Regions from separate parts of the Homo sapiens genome. Here region 1 is linked to region 2. Evidence: read pairs that join two places in POLR2A ChIA-PET (ENCODE). Cell type or tissue: HCT116. All regions are shown on one strand.

Region 1 (4,000 bases), 72 kb after region 2:
GGTAGCAAGAATGTTCCACATATGCTTTCTTTAATATCTTTAATCATGTGTGCTGAATCCTTTCCAATTGAGCTAAATATCTCTCTGGCTTGGAGGTGTCCAGAAACTAGATACTATATTCCAGAAGCCATCTCTGTAAAGGCCTATAAAAAGGGACAATCACTATTCTGTCCCATGATACAATGCTCCCTCAATTGTGTCTCAAAATAGTTCTGGCCTTTTTAGCTGTCACAGCACATTGTAAACTCATAACTAAGTGAATTAACATGCTGTTTTCTCCATCTTCCAAATCATTAATAAAGATGAAGTTTAAAAAGGGGAAAAATTGGCTGAAAATTAGAAAATATATTTCTTACTCTGAAACCTACTTTGTTATTGAACTCCCAAAGGAATTGTAAAAGCCTGGTCACTTAATCAATTTTTAAAAGATCTTGATAAAGCCCCAGTGCTTAACACACCAACTGTGAAATGCAAAACCTTTCAATGGCAGCTAGAGATGCGAGCGTAAGAGGTACAATTCAAAGGCTCTCTCCAGAGGTGTGGAGAAAACCTCTGCACACTTGACTCTAATTGATTGCAATTCTACCCTGATTTCCCTTTTGTCTAAGATTGGGGAATAACTGAGTAAAAGCACCACCTCTGTGGTCTTTTCCTCCCATTAGGCCCAGGGAAACTTTCTATACACAAAATACATCGTCTGTTTTGGTCTTTACAATTTAGAAACTACTTTTACCACATACTATATATATAATCCTTCTAATGGCCCTTTCATTAGGGATTACCTTATCTATTTTATGGAGGAGTAAACTAGGACTGAGAGGTCAAGGTTCTTTCCAATTCATACTCAGAAAGTGTCAGGGTCAGCTTACAAACTGAGCCAAAAAGTCTGTGTTTTTTCATTGTATTACATTGCTCTTTGTCCCCCCATGCTGGTTCCTGGGTTAGGGGCTGAACTCTGAAACGGCCTTATTTGTACTAGAACACAGGTTCTGAAGGCTACCATAGCTGGATTTTAATCCTAGAGCTGCCAGTTATCAGCTAAGAGACGGCTGGAAAATGGCTTAATAGGTCTAAGATTCAGTTTCCTAAGCTATAAAATGGGTATAATAACATTTTATGAGTTAATATAACCAAAGGATGTACAATGATGCCTGGCACATTATATAGTAGGTGCTCAATAAATGTTGGCTTCTCTTATCCCTATAACTAACTGCTCCTCCTCTGAATACAGACGTAAACACACCCTGCCTGACATTTCTATGCTATTCCAGGGATATATTAATGTACCACTGGCTCTGCCAGTTCAGAAGTTAAGGTAGTGCTATACTGACAAGGTTAGAATTAGAATGTGGTTTTGTTTATATCTCTTAATGTTCCAACTATCCTTGCACAGCAAAAAAAAAAAAAAAAAAAAAAGCAAATAAAATATGTATAGAAGCTATGAGAATTACTGGATACAGTGTGTACTATCTAATCACATTTCACATAAAATTGGCAAGGCTGGAATTTGCTTCACTCTGAGTAAGAAGATTAGCTAAGAAATTTGAGTAATTTATAGAAAAATTCTATGGAGCCTATAACTCCACTTTGCAATGCATTAATTGAATTAATTCCCTATGGTTAGAGCTTAAAGAAATGTTAGTCACTGTCTACTGTAATAGCCCCATTTAAAAAATGTTGATGTGCCTTAGAGAGACGGTGACTCGTCCAGGGGCTTACAGCTTGTTTATGCCAAACCCAGTCTCCTTTCTGCTAGCCCAGTGTTCTGTTTTCAAGGTGACGTTTTATTTTCCAACCCCTCATTCCATGGCCCCTGCAAAAAATATGGGGTATGAGCTCACAAAAGACCTCATCTAATTGAAATCTTGGCCTCATCTCACCCAGTCTTATATCACGTCTGAGATTTTTGACATTTAAGTGATGCTGGAGAGAATGGTATGGGGAGGGGTGCAGTGGGGTGGGAGGAAGAATCAGATCAGCTCTATCTGGCAAAGCCTCAGAAAATTTGCGTGGAAACAAAAAATCTTTTTTGGTAGCTCTGAGCGCAATTCTTGCAGATAATTAAAAATAAATAGATATTTCAATGATATCCAGAATTAGAAATTATTATGGCAAGAAGCAGTCTCAGAGATCAGCCTGGTTGAAATGACTTCTCCTATGGATGAGGAAACCAAGTCCCCAGATACAGCAAATTTGCTCAAGGTCACATGCTGACTAAATGGCAGGAATGGGACTACAGTAAGCCCTCTGAGGACCAGCCCAGTACTACTTTCTTAGATGGCATTATGCTTTCCTATTTTTCTGGGTGTTCATCAGCTTTCATGTTTGAGAGTAATTGATTTTGAAGTCCCCTAAGTGAAGTCCCTGGCTGAGTTGAGCTCCTAGCAAACCACCTTCTAGCTGGAACAGCCTGGCCATGTGCTCCTTTTTTCCTTATTTCACTTCCCCATCCATACGTCCATTTCCTTCCACCAGCAAACCCATCATTTACCTAAGAAGGCAGAAGGTGAGACAGTCCCATTGCTGCGTGACACCATGACACTGATGCCTGTCTCTATGAAGGGCACAGAGAAGTCGACCACCTCCGATCGTTCCTCATTGATGGTGAGTGAGCCCACTGCCATGTAGGCCCTCTTCATGACCACCTAAAAGAAAGGCGCGATGCTCCAATTAAAACATTCAGGAGGGCAAGGGACCACCACAAGGAAAATACAGCCTATCAGTGGTTTTCTTTGTATAGTGGGAACAATACATCTTATTTGCCATTTTATATTTTCTGAAATGCATAAAGTGAGCACGTTTTAAACTTATATTTAGAAGAAGGAAAATAAATGAAAATGGAAATGGAAACAGCCCTTGTGGACACTCACCTCTCCAATCATACCATTCCAGGTTCCATTGATTTTCTTCCCATGCTTGCCATTGGTAACCAGGTAAAGGTCATAGGTGAACTTCACAGATTTAGAAATTTTCTTAAGGATGTCAATACAGAACCCCTTGCAGCATTTTTTGATGTAACCCGGCTCCTCGTCTGTTTTATTCCTAGCCAATTAAAGAAACAAAAACAAACAAACAAAAAAGTCTTTGTACAAAAAGCCAACATTTATTACCCTTTGCCATTAAAAAACCTCCAATCCCAAAGCAGGCCCCCTTCACAGCTCAGCACAATTTATACTAGACTCGAGTGAAGAAATAAAGCAGGCAACAGACCTGCAATATTCTCATTATCTCGTCATATTGAGATATGTTTCCTCTTAATTTTAATTCTCCTTTGAAGTACAAAATACATAAGAAAAGGGTGCATATTTGAAGGCTTCAGTTCAATGACTTTTCAGACTGAACTCTTATTAATCAGCACCCGGATCCAGATACAGAAAAGTTACCAGTACCAGAGAGGCCTCTTGTTTCCCACTCTAGGCACTTCACACCAAGGAGAACCATTATCCTGACTTTTAAAAGCATAGATTAGTTTTATATTTTTCAAAAAATGGTTCTAAATCTCAAGATTCTGGGACATGCTGGCCCAAGAAAACATATTTGAACACCAGAAGTAAACTTAAATCTCCATAAACTTGAGGTCCTAATCATTAAGGCCAAGCAAGACCGAAGAAACTTTAGCGTGGGAAGTTGGCCATCATTTTCCCAGGTCACCAGCTGGACAGAACGAGACATCAGACCAGAGGGCTGCCAGTAATCCCACAGCTCAAAAGCAACTAGAAATCAGACACAGTGCCCAATTCTCATGCCTCAGGTCTCAGGCCAGCCAAGTGCTAACAGGTGCATCAAAGCTGACTCTCCCATGCCACCCAAAGTCATTGAGAGGATGCCATACTCAGTGACTATGCGTTTTTGGCAGGGGACTGTGTTCCTCATGCAGGTTCCACTCAGAGGGTCCACACTTTCCACAATGACAAATGGTGCCTCCTCCAGGGTCACAATGCTCAGATGGTCATCCTCCTGCTCTTCAGTCTCTGGACACATTCGGGGCCACACATAGTAC
Region 2 (4,000 bases):
GCATCAGTCATTGTGGCTAAGTGTAATTCTGATGCTGTTGGAGCACTGGCTCCTGTCACGTGGAGGAAAAGAGATTTCCCCTAGGGACAAGAGCTCACTGCCCCATCCCTTCTCTGATCTCCACTGTAACATTGCCTCTAGCTCCCTTGAAATGTTTCCACAAGCGTCAGGGCTACTCTGAAGTATTAATGCTGGGATAGTCACTGGGTAACAAAGCTCCCATAAATCTATTCCCTCTGCTCCAACAATTTTGCCCCTCACTTCCCACAAATTCCTTTAACAAATAGGCGTACCCAGGTTACCCCATTAACCAGGGGTGGGAGCCAGTCTGAAGGAGGGGAGATCTGAGGCAGGGTAAATGGAAGTCACATTGTTTTCTGCACATCTTCCAAAGAGTGGATTCCGGGAGGTCAGAAAGCAAAGAGAGGTCATGACAAAACCATCCCTGGCTTCCTTTGCTTCCCTCTTCCTTCCTAAATAGAGTTTAATGCGTACTCAGTGCATAAAGTAAGGTATGACTGAGTTGGCTGTGATACCTTAAGAACTCAAGATGTGGCGTTAGATGAGCCAAGATGAACATAATTTAATCTTTTGGGGGAAAACGGCTGGCAGGATATGACCATGCTGAAGGGTTTGCCTTTATTAGTGGACAGAGAGGCTGAACCAGCAGCAGCAGTAGTTGTGATCTCATTCACACCCTGTTCAGGGTTCCGTGAGGGTTTGGAAAAATAGTTCACTAGAAATGGCCTAACAGTTTCTCTTCTCAAATTATGATTTTTTCAGGTGGCACAGGAAATAGAATTAGTGCATCCTCTGTGTCAGAAACAACGTGCAGTGTCTCTGGGGGCAGACTCTAGGTTGCTCTTGCTAAATCTCCAAATGCCTACACAGTGGAATTTTATTTTTCTGCTCTCCTTGCCAAACTACTTGTTTTTTTCAGACCCTCCCCAAGAGTCCTCACTTACCCCCTTTTCATGCAGCCCCACTCAGAGTCCTTTTCTTTCTAAGCCCTCTCCTGATCCTTGAAAACGCTCTCTCAAGGCTTTTAAAGACTTTCATTCATTTCCATGCTCCTGTCCCACTGTTTCTGTCACAAAAGAAAATACAAAATCAAAATGATCTGTCAGAGAAAACTTTCATTTAGCAGAATTGGGCAGAAGCAAAGTTGCTTTCCAATCCTTTTTATTTGATTTTTTTTTTAAAGATGAACAAGGAGTAAGGTAAGTAAGAACAAATAATTATGACCCCCCCACAACGAGACTAGCTTAGTTGGGAACCTTAGAAAGGACAAGATTTCCTGTGAAAATGTGTACTTTCCAGGATAAATAGTCAAAATGTGGTCTCAATCCAGGATAACATTTGTTGACATCTATAAAAACATGTTGTGGCCTATCACAGTTAGCAGTGGGGTTTTTAGTAGAAGTTAAAAAAGCAAATATCAGGACTGAGGAAGAGGTACCAGAGTTCCATGTGCTGCCATCAAGTCCCTGCCCCGGGCACTTGCAGCATCACCACCTCAATCTGACATAGAGACAATTAGGGCCAACCCCAAATGCCCACAGCCTCGCTTAGGGCAATCACCACGAGAAGCCCAAGACCCCCAGTCCCTCTTATCACTTGGACTTTCATCCCCAGATACCCATGCACATCTCCCATCTCAGCTCATTTCCCTTCCTTTACCAACTCCCAAATCCTGCCTAAGAATCAGTGGTTCATCACCAGCCACAACCCTGGCAATTCCTTTCCTCTTGCTCTTACAGAAACCTGGCTCCTCTTTGAGGACCCTGAATCACTCCCAGGTGGTGAGCATTTCCACTTGCACCTTCCTCATGCCCTGGGGCCTGGAGGTGGAGATGCCCTTCTTGCCCCTCATTGCCATTCCAGACCATCCTCCCTCCTTTTTAAAAAAAAATAACATGCAACAACCATAAAATCCAGCTTTGATGCACATCAGACTAGGCTAGCTGCACCCCTTACTTGATGCAATGATTGAAATGTTCTCGAATCACTCTCCCTCATTCCTGTCATAATTTACATTCCTATCATATGGAAGTCAACATTTTGTTGACTTCAATATCTATATAATTCCCATATCCTGGCCTCTCAGTTCCTTGACCCCTGCTCCTTCTATAACCTTTTCCTCTATCTTATCTCAGCCCACCACCCCAACAACAGACCCCAAACCACCAATAACTGCAAGCCCTCCATAACCTCAAGCATCCACCTCTCCAACCCACCTCCTAATTTCTACGTTATTGCTTCTGACTCACTAACTGAGTGATCCCAGCTTGAATCTCAATCCTCTGCCTCTAATATGCTTCATTGTTCCTCCTTCCCTAAAAATCCTCACTTTCCTCTACACCCAGCTTAGATTCCATGACCAAACATTATAGTTAACACACTGCAGTTGCCCTTGACTCCACATCTCTTGCTTTCATTATATTCACCTGGTTATACCCCAACCCTGTTCCAATCTAACTTGCCACCCTGTTTAAGCAGCTGAAGGTGACTGAAGAAAACAAATTTCTTTAAACTCATAATCATAAAAACTCAAATAATTCCTTTATGCCCCCTAGCATGTCTCCTATATTTTTGGTGTCTCCGACATTTTTGTTCTCACTCTTCCTGCCGGATGGCTATATGACTCATTCATGCTTTCTTCCTTCCAAAACCTCCAATACTCTTCCCCTATACTCACTCTTAACTGATGAACTCCTTTCATAGTTTACTAAAAATCAATCAGAAAAAGCATACTCCCATTATCCCATTTACCAGCCCACTTGCATCTGTGCCCAAATGCACTATCTCCCTGCTATTAATACAAACAAACCTGGTTAGTCCCCTGAAGCCAGTCCCTCTATGTTTGTATTGAATCCCATGCCCTCTCACTTCATCAAAGACATTACTCCAGCAATTGTCCTCTCTCCCTAGGCATCATCAATTTTTCCTTTCTCCTGGATTAGTCTTGTCAACATAAAATGGGCTGTTATTTTTCCCATCTTAAAAAAAGAAGTCCCTCCCTGGGCGTCACATTCTCTATGATCTGCTATTTCCATGTCCTCTTTACAGCCAAACTCCTAAAGCGTTGCCTATTCCTGTTGTCTCTACCTCCTCTCCTTCCCCTCTTTCTTGAATCCACCCCATCATGCTTTTGCCCCCACCAGTCCACTGAAACAGCTCTCTTCCAGGTCATCAATGGGATGACCTCCATGTTTCCAGATAGTCTTATCCTACTCAATAATAGTACTTGCTTTACCCATTAACCACTCCTCCCATTGCTGGTCCCTTCTCATCTCCTGGAGCTTTGAACAATCCTCCACCCTGGGCCTCAGTCTAGAGAATCCTCTTCTGTCGCTACTCATTCTCTAGTTCCAGTATCATGGCTTCAAATACCAACCAAACGCATACAAATTTTAAATATGTATCTTCAGGCTATACATTTTCCCTGAACTCCAGGTCCATATATCTAATTGCCTAATCATCATTTCTACTTGCAACATCTGTAGACACCTTAAACTATAAGGCTTTCCTTCCCAGTCAGCCTCACCTGCAGGATTCCTGTCTTACACTGATGGCAACTCCAAACTTTCAATAGCTCAGGCCAAACATTCTAAGGTTATTCTTAAGATTTTTCTTTCTCTTATTCAATGTCTAATTCATCAGCAAACTGTGTGATATCGATTCTTTAAAACATTTCTGGAATCCAACTGCTTCTTATCACCTCCCCTGCTAACATCATGGCCCAAGCAACTATGATCTCTTACCAGGATTATTGCAAGAGCTTCCTAACCGGTCTTTCAGCCGCTTCCATTGTCTGCCCTCTCAGGGTATACTCTCAACACAGCAGTCCCAAAGCTTCCTCTTCAACTGAAGTCAGATCATATCACTCTATGCTCCGAACCTTCTAGCAACTTCTCATCTTGCTCTTGGTAAAAGCCAAATCCTGACAGTGTCCTACAAGGCCCTACCTGACTTGCGTTATTGCCCCCTCTCTGACCTC

The links. Peaks named below come from ENCODE experiments on the same cell type or tissue, not always from the same donor. Only the 100,000 strongest peaks of a DNase experiment are listed, where the experiment ranks them.
Region 1: POLR2A ChIA-PET joins it to region 2 with 5 read pairs; 2 of 35 experiments call an interaction of 5 or more read pairs at or near these places.

The regions. Positions count from the first base shown.
Region 1 is chr12:13,612,623-13,616,622 of GRCh38, forward strand. It overlaps GRIN2B (glutamate ionotropic receptor NMDA type subunit 2B), which reads right to left. Exons shown (of 14, transcript NM_000834.5): 6 at 3,833-4,000; 7 at 2,871-3,042; 8 at 2,492-2,645. LOC105369668 (a long non-coding RNA gene) reads left to right here. Exons shown (of 4, transcript XR_931373.3): 3 at 2,476-2,604. Among named protein-coding and RNA genes, the nearest start is that of LINC01559, 240 kb to the left of the region's middle. In HCT116, no CTCF peak of the experiment used is centred here; no DNase peak of the experiment used is centred here.
Region 2 is chr12:13,541,058-13,545,057 of GRCh38, forward strand. GRIN2B (glutamate ionotropic receptor NMDA type subunit 2B) reads right to left here. Exons shown (of 14, transcript NM_000834.5): 14 at 1-4,000. Among named protein-coding and RNA genes, the nearest start is that of LINC01559, 170 kb to the left of the region's middle. In HCT116, no CTCF peak of the experiment used is centred here; no DNase peak of the experiment used is centred here; H3K27ac peaks cover 1,108 bases.